Regions from separate parts of the Homo sapiens genome. Here region 2 is linked to region 1. A link is an interaction called in ENCODE POLR2A ChIA-PET data of the cell type or tissue named here. Cell type or tissue: OCI-LY7. All regions are shown on one strand.

What was found. ChIA-PET counts read pairs that join two places held together with the same protein. Peaks named below come from ENCODE experiments on the same cell type or tissue, not always from the same donor. Only the 100,000 strongest peaks of a DNase experiment are listed, where the experiment ranks them.
Region 2: POLR2A ChIA-PET joins it to region 1 with 13 read pairs; 2 of 35 experiments call an interaction of 5 or more read pairs at or near these places.

Annotation. Positions count from the first base shown.
Region 1 is chr11:56,025,579-56,033,578 of GRCh38, reverse strand. OR5AS1 (olfactory receptor family 5 subfamily AS member 1) reads right to left here and starts at 5,925. Exons shown (of 2, transcript NM_001001921.2): 1 at 5,867-5,925; 2 at 1-3,188. The coding sequence starts at 3,160. The coding sequence ends at 2,186. In OCI-LY7, no CTCF peak of the experiment used is centred here; no DNase peak of the experiment used is centred here.
Region 2 is chr11:55,934,416-55,942,415 of GRCh38, reverse strand. It overlaps OR5I1 (olfactory receptor family 5 subfamily I member 1), which reads left to right and starts at 6,016. Exons shown (of 1, transcript NM_006637.1): 1 at 6,016-6,960. The coding sequence starts at 6,016. The coding sequence ends at 6,960. In OCI-LY7, no CTCF peak of the experiment used is centred here; no DNase peak of the experiment used is centred here.

The DNA.
Region 1 (8,000 bases):
AATCTAGAGAGGCAGTCTGGCTACAGAGGTTTTGCAGTGCTGCGGTGGGCTCCACCCAGTTCAAACTTCCTGGCAGCTTTGTTTACACTATGAGGGGAAAACTGCCTACTGAAGCCTCAGCAATGGCGGACTCTCCTCCTCCAACCAAGCTCGAGCATCCCAGGTCAACTTCAGACTGCTATGCTTGCAGGAAGAATTTCAAGCCAGTGGATCTTAGCTTGCTGGGCTCCATGGGGGTGGGATCTGCTGAGCTAGACCACTTGGCTCCCTGGCTTCAGCCCCCTTTCCAGGGGAGTGAATGGTTCTGTCTCGCTGGCATTCCAGGTGCCACTGGGGTATGAAGAAAACTCCTGCAGCTAGCTCAGTGCCTGCCCAAACAGCCACCGAGTTTTGTGCTTCAATCCCAGGGAGCTGGTGATGTAGGCACCCAAGGGAATCTCCTGGTCCGTGTGTTGTGAAGACGATGGGAAAAGCATAGTATCTGGGCCAGAGTGCACCCGTTCCTCATGGCACAGTCCTTCATGGCTTCCCTTGGCTAGTGGAGGGAGTTTGCCAACCCTTTGTGCTTCCCGGGTGAAGCAACACCCCACCCTGCTTCTGCTCACCCACCATGGGCTGCACCCACTGTCTAACCAGTCCCAATGAGATGAGCCAGGTACCTCAGTTGGAAATGCAGAAATCACCCACCTTCTCTGTTGATCTTGCTGGGAGCAGCAGACTGGAGCATCTCCTATTTGACCATCTTGCCAGCCACCAAACATAACTATGATATGCACTGAGAAATCTAAAAATTTGTGTGACACTTTACTGCGTCAGTTGCTTTATTGTAGTGATCTAGAAGAGAACCCACAGTATCTTCATGGTATGTCTATAAATATTAGATTATTTAATTTTCAAATCATATACATATACCAGTAATTTTACATATATAACTTTACTTAATACTCAAAACAATCCATTTCATTAGGTGCTATCTTATTGTCTCCATGTCCAAGGTTAAATTCAATATAACTAATCCAACCATTTATATTTTCATAATTATTACAAAATGCACACTTTTTTATTTCACATGTACATGGTGTATCACTTTAACTTTGTCAAAATAAGACAAAAAGTAAATAGAGACTTCAGACTGAAAGATCAGAATAAACCACAAAAAATCTGATAATTTAATTATCAAAATCGATTACAGAGTAAAAATTGTTTATACTTTAATTGCCTTGCATTGTAAATTTACAGAATAAAAGATCAGTGTAATTTTCACCTCTTCTTGAAGATAGAGCCTCAAAGACTATGTTAGCAACATGAATATAAATAATTAGGAAATTCTACAGTTTATAATCTTGATAGTATTCACAAACTTGTTTTTCACAATTACCCACTCTGAATGAAAAAGTAGGGAATTTCTTGCAGTAATCAACTTAGCCCAAAGACAATGTGATGTATCTTCATTCTGACTTAATAATAATGAGACTATTGCTACATGTCTTCTAATTTCTTGAGAACCAGTGAAACCACCATCAGTATCCCTAACAGATTATTGGTATTATAAAATATCTCTATTGACAAATGCTTTGTGAGTACAAATATAGACTCACTGTCCAAATAAAATAAGGCTGTATTTTCCCAGTCATTCATCTATCTATCCATCTATCCATCCCTCCATCCATACTTAAATTTATGTCTGAGGTTACAATATTTTGAATTTTTGAAATCAGACCTTGGCGATGACCTTGAGCAGTAGGATGCTTAGTGTTCCAATAATGGAACTCTATGCATAAATGGCCTAAACACACAGATAAGGAAGACATGCAGTATACCAGGTGCCAAACAGGTGGTGGAAAAAACAAGCCAATATACACATGCTCTGCTGCCAAGTAGCTTCTAATACCGATTGATTGACTGAAAAGTCAATATTTACCTTCAATACAACATCGTAAAGAACAGAATCAATGTACAAAGCATTTTAGAAACACTAATTGGATATAAATAATGACTATGTTTAATTAGGTAATGTTTTATAGAGTAGAATTGTGGAGAGAACATTTTTGGAAGAGAGGATGAAGCATTTTAATGCACTGAGTATAACAAGTTATCTTTATTTCTGAAAATGTGATAAATTTAAAATAGTTAACACATAAGATGTTCATGGCATAATTGCTGTTTATGAGATTGGAAGGGTAAGTTAGATATTGACTATTCTTAAACGATTTAAATACCATTCATTTGAATATCCAATTCTTTCTAATAGCTTTTTGAGAGCATTTTTCACATCCTTGTTTCTGAAACTATAAATTATTGGATTAAACATGGGAAATACAACAGTATAAAACACTGCCACCACCTTATCAGTGTCTAGGGAATAGCTAGTGGTGGGCTGTAAGTACATAAACAGGAGCGCTCCATAGAATAAGGTGACTGCTATGAGGTGGGAAGCACAAGTGGAGAATGTTTTGCTTCTGCCACCTGAGGACTTGATGCTCAACACAGTGATGAGGATGCAGAAGTAAGAAATAAATATTACCACAAAAGTGCTGGTCTGGATGAAGCTGCACAAAGCAAAGAGCAGAAGCTGGTTGATCTGAGTGTCTGTACATGATAAAGCCAGAAGAGGTGGGATATCACAGAAAAAATGATTGACGATATTGGAGCCACAAAATGACAGCCTGAATGTGAGGCACACATGGACCAGTGATGTTGTACTTCCACTGAAATATGCCAACACAATGAAGCAGACACAGACTCTCCTAGACATCAGTGTAGTATAGAGCAGTGGGTTGCAGATGGCTGCATAGCGGTCATAAGCCATTGCTGCCAGGATAAGGCACTCAGCATCAGCAAAAGAAGCGAAGAAAAACATTTGTAGTGCACACCCATAAGGAGAGATGCTTTTCCTGGATGCCAAGAAGTTTGCCAGCATTTTAGGAGTGATTGCTGTAGAACAGCTGATGTCTAAGAAAGATAAGTTGCTAAGAAAATAATACATGGGAATTTGAAGGCTTGAATTAATATTAACTAGAATTATTAAGAGTATATTTCCGACCATAGTTAATGTATATACCAGAAGGAATACCAAGAACAGTGTGACTCTGAGAGGTAGATAATCTGTGAATCCAACAAATAGGAACTCAGTTGGCATGGTGTAATTACTCTCCAACATCTTAGTTTTCTTGTTTTTCCCACTGGACCTAGGTAGTATCAGCAGATGTGAGTTAACTTGAGTTATGGATGAACCAAAAGTATCTTTATTCTCTCTTCTAAGGAATCAAATAGAAGGTCAGTAAAATCACAGAGATGTCATTTTTTGTAAATTTTGATTTTGATTTTGTCATTTGATTAAAGGAAGTATAATAATTAAAGATCACCATTGATAGCAGAAAATGTTATTTAGATGGTGGTGTTTTATAATATAGTACCTCTTTAAACGCGCTGCACTTTATGTGATGATAATAGTTTTTACAAGCTGAAAGGGATAAATGTAGCTCATGTAATGAGACCTAGTAGAATAATGAGAGTTGGCAAAATCTTTAGAGGCAAAGCTCTCTTTTTGCAACCCTAAAATCACATTCTTCTACATAAAGGAGAGTTGAGATAAAATATGAAAGAATGTCCATATTTAAAACTGTGTAATCACACAGAAGAATATCTGTGATGTTGGGAGGTTACTTAACGTGGTAGTTAAGAGCATGGTAATTATGGAAGAGATGGCTGGATTTACAACTTGGCTTTGCTATTTACTGTTTGTGTGACTTTGGTATAGTTATTTGACTTTCTGTGATAGTTAAGATGAATAAATAAATATTCCTAGTAAGTAGACATCCCTACATCACTTATGTGACTACACATACAAGTCACTGTGTGAGCGCTGATTAAATAAAATTTATTAAAAATAAATAAATTGACTCCATTTTGATTGTTTTGGGGTTTTTTTTGTCTGAACACCATGAAATATCCAGATCATTCTCAATATTCATCTTGTCTTTGACATCATAGATGCATTATTTGTTTTCTGTTGTAAAAATAAGTCGTGTGTGTGTGTGTGTGTGTGCTATATACAAATGTATTGTTTGGCATACTAAATCTTTTACTCATGCCCTATCATTGTTGCTTTCTTTTTCAAGATTTAGTTTACTTTCTAATCTCTGAAGTAAGCACTGTTTGGTGTGAGGTTCCAGAAACATTAGTATGTTTTGAAGGGCTGCATATGCGATTGGACTTCTAAACTGGTTCTGTAAGGACAAACATTGTATGGAAAAATGAAAAAATAATCAAGAACAAGAAAAGCTGAGATGATTTTAAATAAAATACAATGCGAATGGAATATTAAGCAGGAAGCTAGATCATTTGGAAGTGAGAAGTGTCTATGGTGAGTAACGTAGTGAGTAACTAAGGGAAATTATGAGATCTATTGTCTCTATCATGCCTGATAACCTCAGAACCTCCTTTCTCCAGCCAAATGGCAAGGAATCTTCTAAATGTACCGAAAAGAGAAGCCAGCCTTCTTTGTGAACTCAGATTTTTTAGAAGAGCAAATAACTTGACAGGGTAAGAATGCAATGTGTGTACCTAAAACTATAGTGAAGAAATCCCAACTCTGAAAAAATACTAGAAAAATGTACACATTTGCAAGCTTTATATAATATTCAAATCCTCACAACTGGATGTATATTTTCTCTATTATTCCTGGCCAACCCTAGCAAATTTCCACACTAACATTTCCGATGGGATGGCTAAATCGAATACACAGGCTCATCCAAACAAGTGACATTTCCATTAATGATTTTAATGAGTTTATATATTATATCCAAAAACAAGTTATGGGATCAAAGTCTTATTTTTCTTTCTTGAGTCCCATGACAACTACAAAACGATTTAAAGGGGTTTTGTAGTCAATTGTCCAGTGAGAGACTGAGCATCTCAAGACAACTTTCCTTTTCCTACAGGATTTATCTCACGCTGCTCTGAACTGAAATCAGAAAAATCTCCCAAAATGAGTTGGACCCCACTGGATCTTAGGGAAATCTCATTTGACAAACCTCCTATTTCTAAAAGATGTCTATTAATAAACTTTATTTGCTATTCTCTTTGAAGGAGATACGCAGATAGCAGAAATATTAGTACTGATTTCACTCAATCTTTTCTTTACAAATGGCATTGTGCTGAGCTTAAGCACACAGGATTTGAAGTTAGGCAAATGAGTATAAATAACCTCAGGTCCAAATATAATTTTCTAGAACTCATTGAACTTCTCTATGCCTAAATTATTTGTTATATTTAATTAGCATAATAATATATTATAAGACTGAAATCAAGATTGAACTAGGTAGCTTTACAGAGGTTGGTATGCTGTAGATGCATCAAAATGTATGTTATTATATATTATAATTATTACTATTAATGCTATTATGATTATTTAACAATTCAATATCTGACTTTGAAATGACAAATTCTCCTAGTTTGTTTTTATATGAACAAACACAAACAATTAACCACACTGCAGGTGAATATGTGATTTGTGCTTATAAAATCTGAGGTTTAGCATGCTGCTACAGAAAATTATTACACCATTGTTTTTCCAAAAATTCTTAATAGGCATAGTCAGCTTCCTTCTCATGGCAATAAGGTACACAACGAATTGGGCGTGACATTTTTTTTTCTAATTGCCATGGATAAGGTAAGCTTAGGTCTATGCTACCACCGTCTTCTGCCCACTCTTAGCCCACATACATACACAAACTGAAACACACCACACACACACACACACACACAGAAATAGCAGAGATACATTTTATCTGAGGCAAATTCATGGTCTTTGCTACATTCACAACAAACATTTTGTTAATGCTTTAGGGAAAAAATCACTTACCTCAGCACCATCAAGAACTTTGAATTTTATCACTTATTTTGCACAATGGGCTATCAACATTTTTCTCTAGGTTTTAGAAATAATTCTTATAAGGGATGAGTATATATATTCTAGTCTGTGACAAGTGAGACAGTGTCCCAAGATAATTTCCAATCCCAGTAGGGTGTCTGATAGTTAATTGTTCTCATCCTAGTGGTATAGGTATGTGGCTTAGCTGATTTCTCTTAAATGAAAAAAGGTAAAGGATAATAACACAATTGGCTATACTGTAACCAGTAATAACATAACCTGTCTTCATCATTGAGAGAGGTTTGATTAAAACAACAGTCTTTTAATTCTACCAGCCAAAAAAAAATTCTTCTGTAAATTCTTATTTCTATCAGTTCTCATTATGAATTCAGTTACTTAATGATACTTTGAAGTATTTAGTCATATTATCGAATTCTAAAGTACAAGCTCAATATATTGAGAAGAATCTCAGGCACTCTAATGTTTGGTTGCTTTTCCATTGTTGGAGTGTCTAGAAAGAAGTATGCCTTGAATGTTAAGCTACTAGAGTAAACACTGGTGATTCAGGCAACCTAGAGCAGTTGTGCCATTTCATGGCTATGGGACCTTGAACTACTCATTTAAACTAATGTTTACTAATTTTTAAATTGTGAATAATAATTGCACACATCAAATTCTTGTCAAGATTGAGATGACTCAAGGCCACTTGTTCAACAGATGGTACTTGTTCCATGACTCTACGTTTTCTCTAACAATTATAGCACTGTTTGCAACAGTATTTTTTAATACTTTATAACACTGCTCTAGATTGTAATGTTCTTTAAATGATTGATGATGGCATAGTCTATACCTTATGATTCTTAAGATTGACAGACTAGGGAGTGGATAAATACAGGATCCCACCTGGCTTCTCTTCTATACCTGGTAGGAAAATTGAAATCAGTTTTGTGGCTTCCAGAAGGGCTTTCTATTTAATAGGTGGACCTATGTTAGAAAGAGAAGGTTTAAACAAAGTTGTCAACCTTTGAGAGCATCCAGTAAATGGTTCAAAAATGCACTCATTCATATAGAAGATGAATGTAATCTCGAAAATTGAAAGCAGCTTATTCATGGGTTGTGTCCTTTATGTGGTAGGAAATATAAGGTTTAGAAAAAGATGCTTCCATGTAAGGAATCACAGAAAGCCCCCAGATGCCTGGACCTACAGAAACAAGGATTCTAAATTGCTGATATTTCCAGTTTTCCATATTATGTTTTGTCTTCAATATGGTGGATAACTGTGTCCTTTAATGGGATAATGAAAGGCAAATTGACTTTTTTCTTCAGAGGCTGAAATGTACAAATTTAGAGACTAATATTGACATTTTGTGTTTCTCCTGCTAAGAACAAGTAAAATGACTGAGGAAGTTTGCTTTCCTTTTGTGGGTTAGGGAGGGGGAGGAAATACTATACAGATTAAAAGCTACAAGGAGGGTACCATGGGCTGTACGGTAAGAAGACCACATCTGGAATGATAGTTTTAAATAGAAATAGATAGTTGATCAAATTAATAAAGAATAATTAACTCATATTTTTGAAGACTCATTTTTCTTCTGTACTGGCAAAATAAAAGAGCCAAATGTAATTACATTAGAAACTTAGCCATCTATATATTTTTAAATGTTAGTATTGTGCAGTAAAGGATAAACTCAACTATCTGGGGTCTTCAGAACTGGCCCTGACAACCTCTGAAATATCCTGTCTTCGAATATCCTGTCCGATAAGGGCATCTTTATATACTTTGGCTCAGTTTACACTCATGGTATGATTTATTCTGCTTGCCTGTTTTTGCGTACCTGGGGCTTCTAGGTTATGCTGTATTCATATGGGCCATTTGAAGACTACGTATCTAAGATCAGGTAAGTGGGTTCTCCATGCCCATGTGACTGACCCTCAATCAAACCCTGGAAACAATTATTTGGTAAGCTTCTGTGATTGGCAATATCCCATACTTGTTATCAGACAATACTCCTGGGAGAATTAAGTATTGCCTGTGTGATTCCACTTAAGAGGACAAGTGGAAGCTCGTACTTGGTTCTCCTGGAAACTGACCTATACACTCTTTTCCTTTTACAATTTAATCCAT
Region 2 (8,000 bases), 91 kb after region 1:
CCAAATAGTGACTACAAAAAAAAAAAAAAAGATATTCCCGAAGATTTCTTTCACCAGAGCGTTCAATCCTCTCTGTAATGAAGTTAAGGCTGATAAACTTAATCCGATCAGAAAACAATTAGGGTTTGATCATACTTATTGTTTCGGTAAGGTGCGGTATACCTCCAGTTCACCCTATGTCTAAGGCATGTTCCTTCCAGCTTGCACTTAAGAACTTGGACTTTCTATGGCTCCTCAACAAGAAGAGACTACAAGAATGTCCACTCTTGTGTTTTCAGAGGTTTCTGGCATCTTCAATCTAACATTACACACAGCTTTAAAATTTGGCAGATCTTGTGGAAGGAAGATAACTGTATTTGAGGCCCCACATGTATGCAGTTTGTGCACTCTAATCCCATGCAATTACCGCAATTTCTGCATGTTTTACAGACTCCAACTGATATAGTTTGGCTGTGTCCCCAAGTCACAATTCCTCCTGGGTTTTATATTTTCTTTAATTCTCAGAATGCAAATCCACTGCAGTTCTTTATGTCCTTAACACTAAGAGATTTGAGAGAATACCAGTTTGTTTTTCCAATATTTTCTATGTCTTTAGTTTATTACATGCCAAAATTTGAATTTAAAATATCGTGAATAGGAAGTCCTTCATTTGTTGGAGATCCTCCCATCAGTTTAGGTATTTCAGCACTACATAATTGCCAAAAACTGTGGACAAACCCACGTTCTATCTCTTACTCATACTCATAATTGATAAATACCTGCAGGGACATATGCAGGTCTTCAGCTGACTTCTAACTAGTTATACCTTTTTTTGAATTATACTCATTCTAGTACATGTGATGAGTGTATACATATGATGCAAAATCTAATTCCCCAAATATCATCAAAATAACAAGTTCATAAGAAAGCCATTTATTGTTTACCTTGGTAAGGGCTAATACAACCTCAAAAAGTTTTGACAGTGTCTTGGGGTAAGGAAAGGCAGGAAAATAATTTATTAATAATTGGACATTTGTTTTGAGTTTTTCCAAGCAAAGATTTGATTGGATTAGATCAAGATATGGCAGTCCAAGTTAATGGAAATAGAAGGCAAGGGCTTTGAAGCAAGGAATTGAAACAATCTAGGGAATAAACTTTCTTTCTGCTGATGTTTCTCATTGAATAATCCATGGGGTGTTCAGAAAATATTTGTAATGAGCAGCCAAAATATTTGCCTAGGCAAAATCTCTAAAAAAAAAATAAATAAAAACTAGGGTGTGCGAATGAAAATAAAGGAACTTCAGAGTCATAATAATGCGACTTCAGGTGTGTTTTTCATTCTTACCTTCTAGGTTGTGTATAGGGATAGACAGTTTCAGGTCTCAAAGATAATTATAATTTATTCCTTTTTTTCCCTGTAAATTCTCAGTGGAAGTGATAAACTATAATTAATTATTATATCCTACCTGAAGTGGTAGTCTCATAATTTTTAAAATATCTTTTTAAATAGAGATAACAGAGGCTATTTAATTATGTATATACTATGTATCTTTCTTCTATCAGTAATCCATACATGGCAGAAACCTGATCAGTTGACTATAAACCCGATCAGTTGACTATGCGATTAGCTTATATCAGATAATATAATGTTACATGTACCAGAGCCAAATTATCTTCAGTGTCTTCTCAGACCTAACACTAGCAGCCACTATCGTACTTCTATCTTCCAGTTGATCTGATGTTAAAAAGAAAAATCTCAACTATGTCTATATACCTAAAACCTGTGGTTTTCTAGAATACTTGAATAATAAGTACAATTGACTTATGTCATGTGAAATTTTCCCTTCCATCTTTCCTTGCCCTCCATGTCTCTTGGATACTAAGTCAGGGAAATTTAGAATCACAATAAAGAGTAGTGCAAAGTCCAAGAATTAAATAGGGATTGCAAGTGTTCTTCTGCAGAGACAACGCTACAGATACTGGAGAGAATAGTCTCTTCTTACAACCGTCTTACAGGCTTAGACCTCTGCCCACAGATTCTCATAAATCACTCAACCATTAGAATATTATATTATCACTTTCCTTTCCGAAGAGTAGGATTAGCAAAAGAGAACGGTTACTTTTTTCCTTTAATGAATGAAATTATAAATAATTAATTTTTAAAATTTAAATTTGTGATTTCTAAAGAAGTATATTCAAAAAACTAGATTTACGGAGTAAATTTTTAAAATGTTTTTCAAATAACTTCATTACCAAAATGATAATTACCTCAAAATTTTTTAAATGATAAATTCCTTGTATGAGCATATTATACTAAAATGACAAACTCTCATTTTTTCTTTATAGAGTTAACTTTCAGTTCACCAACCCTATCACTATATTTTCCTAAATCACAAAATAAGTTCAGTATTGTGTGCAGTTATATAGAAGGATCATACCACAAATAAAGAGGAAATATGAATTCAGATTTGAGCTCACAGTAACTGAGATTTTTTTTCAATAGTTAGAATGTACACAGTGGATTGAAGTTGTGAAATTATTTTCCTAAAAAATAATTAAGCTGAGGCTTCTGACCATGTTTTAGTAGGTTCATAAATGGATTTTTGCAATGGATATAAGTTTTAAGAAGATTTCCTCTGTGATACTCCAGATATAGGCATGATAAATAAACCTGCATTATACTGTGAAAATAAAGAGACTATAATTGGTGGGGCTGCACTAATTACAATTAGCTATTAACTACAGTTGTTTGAATGAAGCTATCTTATACAATGTATATCAGAATAATGAAGTTGATGATGACAACCTGTGTTTACTGAGATGACCTTGCCATTGTCCTGATACATTTTGGTACCAGGTGTTATAAAGTCCTCTGTCTTGTCAGAAAACATCTGGTGATACTAAGCTCTACAGAAGCTTTCAATGCCACAAAAATAATTCATTAATTTTCAGTACTAGTAATCATAAATAATATTTTTAGAGTTTCCATGTGGTTTTTGAGAAATTTAAATGGCAGTAGTTACAGTTTTAAATATTTGAACTATTTGTAAAGAACCTCCACAATAAAGACGGTCCTTTGTAGAATGCCAAGTGTTAAAAACAACCTCCTCGATATTACTGAAAATGAAAATTACCTCTTCAAATTAACACAACAGCATTTCCATGAAAATTATGAATGTGTTTCTAGAGAAAATATTTACATTGGCAATAAGCCTAGTAACTATTCTCTAGGAGTCTCTCAGAAATTAACATGCTTGGAATCCTTCAATTACTAGGTCCCCAGTGACATAAGAATTCATGTAAAAGCCCTTGGTTGTATTGGTGAAATTATTCCCTTAAGCAACTTGCAACAGTTCCTTCCTCAGTAAGTAGCTTCTGCGGTTATTGGACTGGCTTTAATCGTGCAAAAAAAAAAAAAATCAACTTTTGTTGGTCTGAGAGCAAGAACCACTGATTTGAGTACAAATAGTTTTGAAAGTACATTTATCATTCAATATTGTACTGACAAGGTAATCTATCTTTTATCACCCTTTCTGATATAGCTTCCACAGGGTCTAAAATGTCTTTTGTTTAAATAAGCCTTTTGTTACTGATAGGAGAACCAAAGCATATCTACCTACCTTATAACTTGAATTAACTTATTTTATAACATAAGATTGTTTTGTTATGTTTGGAAAGAACTTATTGAATCATAGTATGTTAGTAAGATTTATTTGTTAATTCCCTTTTAAAAAGAAGAATCCAAGAATCACTGTCTTTTCCTACCACTATCCTCATGCCTCTTCTCTTCCTTTTAATATTTCTCTAAATAGAATTTTTTGACTATCAGAAGGAATGACCAATGTGAAGTTGCCAAGAATACATGCCCCACATTTTTGGGAAGTATGCGAACCATAGAATGGTCATACTGTTAATATTCTCCCCGTCCTCATGCTTGCTTTCATGGGCTTTGATTTCATACACCCCTGAGTTTGAATTGCACTGGTCAACTACATGTTGAATGACCTTGAGATACTATCCTAAGCATTAATGTTCTCATCCAAAATATGGAGCTAATAAAAAGAATCCTGTTTATAGAGAACCAGTGTATCATGTGGCTTTGGAGTCAGAATTTTGGGTTCTAATCCTGTTTCCATCACATCCTAAATCTCAAATTCTCTCTTTCTTAGTTTCCTTCATCTGTAAGAAAAAGATCATAATGATAGTAACTCCATGGTAATTTTGTTAGTTTTTTGGTGACAATTAAATGAGTTATAGGTGAAGTGTTAAGAATATTGCATTACACATAGTAAGCATTATACAGGTGACAATTATTGTTAGTAAAATTTGACAGGTAGCTCTAGTCATAATCTAAGAATAAAATGGCAGCGTGGCAATCAAAACTAATTTTTGATGTTATCTACTGTATGTCAGTCTCCCTAAAGAATGACACATGGAAAGATAAGTAGGTAGATAAAGGGACAGAAAGGGGGGGCAGAACATTTTCCCTATTTAATCCATACAGAAACACTATGAGATATTTATTATCATTGTTGTAGTATAGATTAGGATAATTTATATTAAGTGGCACAAGGTCACACAGCCCCCATGCAGCCAAGATGGGCATCTAATCAAATTCCTCCTAAATCGAAGTGATGTCTTATATTGTCTAAATACCTTGACTATTTTCAAACAAGCAAAATGAGAATAACCACTGTCCTGCTGTAGTGCTGCATCTCATTCACACGCTTTGAGGTGATAACATAAGGCAGCACTTTGAGCACGTGATTAACCCTTCTGATTATCAATAGGCTTCTCAGTGTTTATGTCATTGGGTAGTTTTATTGCTTACATGAGATAAATAAATTGTCTTTAGCACTGTCATTGTCATAATATCTATTATGTAAATGAGGCAGTGACTCAAATATTTTTAATTCCCATCTTGGCCCTCTCAACATGAACTTTAGAGATTGATGCTTTGCTTGCTTTTTTTTGTTGTTGTTTTGTTTTTTACGTATTTCCAAGTCTATCCTTCATGGTCAAAATCAAATTATTTGTACTTCAAAGTCAAGTTAAAAATTTTTATAATTCTGTAAGTATTTTGAGACCTCAGAAGCAGTGTTTAACAGATTTTTCTGACTCAACACTTTGTATTATACTACCATAACAATAAATGCAACAATTGTTCTTTACTTATAAAATTTAATCAGTGATGATGCCATATATAGTAATGTTATTTAATTGCAAGTTAACATATAACTAAATGTTTTGCTGACTGTACTTGGTCAGTCCACTAATGTTTAATGAGCATTTCCAGGAAGCCAAGGAGTTCGATAAATGCCAGAAGTATTGAAACAAGTAGTTAACTAATTTTATCAGCTTAGTTTAGTATGTGAACAGGGTTTATGGAATTACACTAAGCTCTTTTCTGTCAAAAATATCCTCAGAGCTGGTATTTACTGACATTTGTTTTTATTTCGCTAAAGCTTCTGCTTTACAGTAAAAAAAAAATTAGCCGGCATATTTCATCACACCACTCTATTTACTCAGTCAAGAGACACAGCATACCGGTATCTATCAAATCCTGAAAACAAGAAGCAGATGTTCTAAAATTCTTATTCAAAGGAACACTCTATAAGTCAGTCCATTTTTAATAATATACATATTTTCTTTACTTAATGTGATCATCAGTCTGTTCATTAATTTATTACTTTTTTAATACTCTGGGCCAGTAATTGTTTAATATTTTGGGTGCAAAATGGTAAGCCAAATCAGACATGATCCATGCACATAGGAAGTCAACTGTTCAATGGAAGAAATAGTAATCAAATAAAATATAACCTGCAACCATGAAATATGATATTACTAAATTCTGAAATATATTTCTCAGAGTTTATAGTTCAAAAAAGTTTGAGCTTGCTTTCTTTATCTTATTGCCATTTATTTATTTTTAAACAATAAAATAACTTTATAATTACATCTAATTATTTTTCTTTTTTCATCATTATAGCATTGTAGGGTATTAGAAATTCTCATAAAAGGAAAACAACACAGAAGATGGAATTTACAGATAGAAACTACACGTTGGTCACTGAGTTTATTCTATTAGGTTTTCCAACTCGCCCTGAACTGCAGATTGTCCTGTTCCTCATGTTTCTGACATTGTATGCTATAATTCTGATAGGGAACATTGGATTGATGCTGTTGATCAGGATTGATCCTCACCTTCAAACCCCCATGTATTTTTTCCTTAGCAACCTATCATTTGTAGACCTTTGCTATTTCTCAGACATTGTTCCCAAAATGCTGGTCAATTTCCTCTCGGAGAACAAATCTATTTCCTATTATGGGTGTGCCCTGCAGTTTTATTTTTTCTGTACTTTTGCAGATACAGAATCCTTCATCCTGGCCGCCATGGCCTATGATCGCTATGTCGCCATCTGTAACCCTTTATTGTACACAGTTGTGATGTCTAGGGGCATCTGTATGCGGTTGATTGTCTTGTCATACCTTGGAGGCAACATGAGTTCCCTGGTTCACACATCCTTTGCCTTTATTCTGAAATATTGTGACAAAAATGTTATTAATCATTTTTTCTGTGACCTCCCTCCCCTGCTTAAACTATCCTGCACTGACACAACAATTAATGAGTGGCTCCTCTCCACATACGGCAGCTCAGTGGAAATCATTTGTTTTATCATCATCATCATCTCCTACTTTTTCATTCTTCTCTCAGTCTTAAAGATCCGCTCTTTCAGTGGGAGGAAGAAGACCTTTTCTACATGCGCCTCTCACCTGACTTCAGTGACGATCTACCAAGGGACTCTCCTCTTTATTTACTCACGGCCCAGCTACCTGTATTCTCCAAACACTGATAAAATTATCTCAGTGTTCTACACCATTTTCATTCCAGTGCTGAATCCGTTGATTTATAGTTTGAGAAATAAAGATGTAAAGGATGCAGCTGAGAAAGTTCTAAGATCAAAGGTAGATTCTTCATGAGATAAAGCATCTCAAGATACATCTAATTTCTCAATCACATACTGTAATTGGGAACTTACAACAACCTTACCTGTACACACACACAACCTCTCACACTAGGGATTTTATCAAGCACTTTGTTTAATGCAGCCAAATGAATTTCATAGTCCTAAAATATTTTTAAAATCATTTAAAAGTTTCAAAGTTCCTGCTAAATGCTAGTTATACTACTTTTCAGTTATTACTAGCTTGAGATTTATGCTAAAATCAATTTCATCAAGCCATCTTAAGGGATATAGTAAATATTTCAGAAAAGTATGCATGCATGTACATGTGCGTATCTATCTGTAGAATATCTCAGTTATAAGTGTAGATTACTGGATAACTGGATAAGAAAATAAGTCAGATTGCTTTGATTTATATGCCAGATCTATACTTGGCTAGTGAGTGGCATATTGAATGAGTTGCTTAATTTTTCTATGCCTCATTTATCTGTAAAATGGGATGAATATTGCACATATGCTATTGATTGTTTGATGGTGAACAGAGTTAATACAGTTAAGAGCTGAGAATAGTGCCTGGACATTATATACACTTACATGTTTGTTATAAGATATGTTTTTATAATATCTCACACTAATTAAAATGCATGTAATAAAATAAGATGATAGAGGCTAGAATGTTAGAAAAGCAATCATAAAAAGCCAAATAATATTTTTTAAAATGCAGGTGATAACATGTTGATAACTTTCTACATCCAATGTATCATAAAGCAATTTGGAAACATTTTCTTAGTGGCTTGAGCAATATAGGTTAATTGCAATGCAAAATATTTGTTTTACTATCTCTTGTTTTTAAATACACCAATGTGTTACTGAATGTGAGGAACGTTCTTTGCTGGAATCTCAGAAAAAGAATACTATCTCTAATTTATTACACTATCGTAATTGTATCCTCATAGGGAGATCAATCCAGTACTGTGGTAGAAAACCATGCATGAAATGTGTGTTTGAAAATTCTAATTGAAGGATGTGTAGAAGTATGTGTATTATTACAAAATG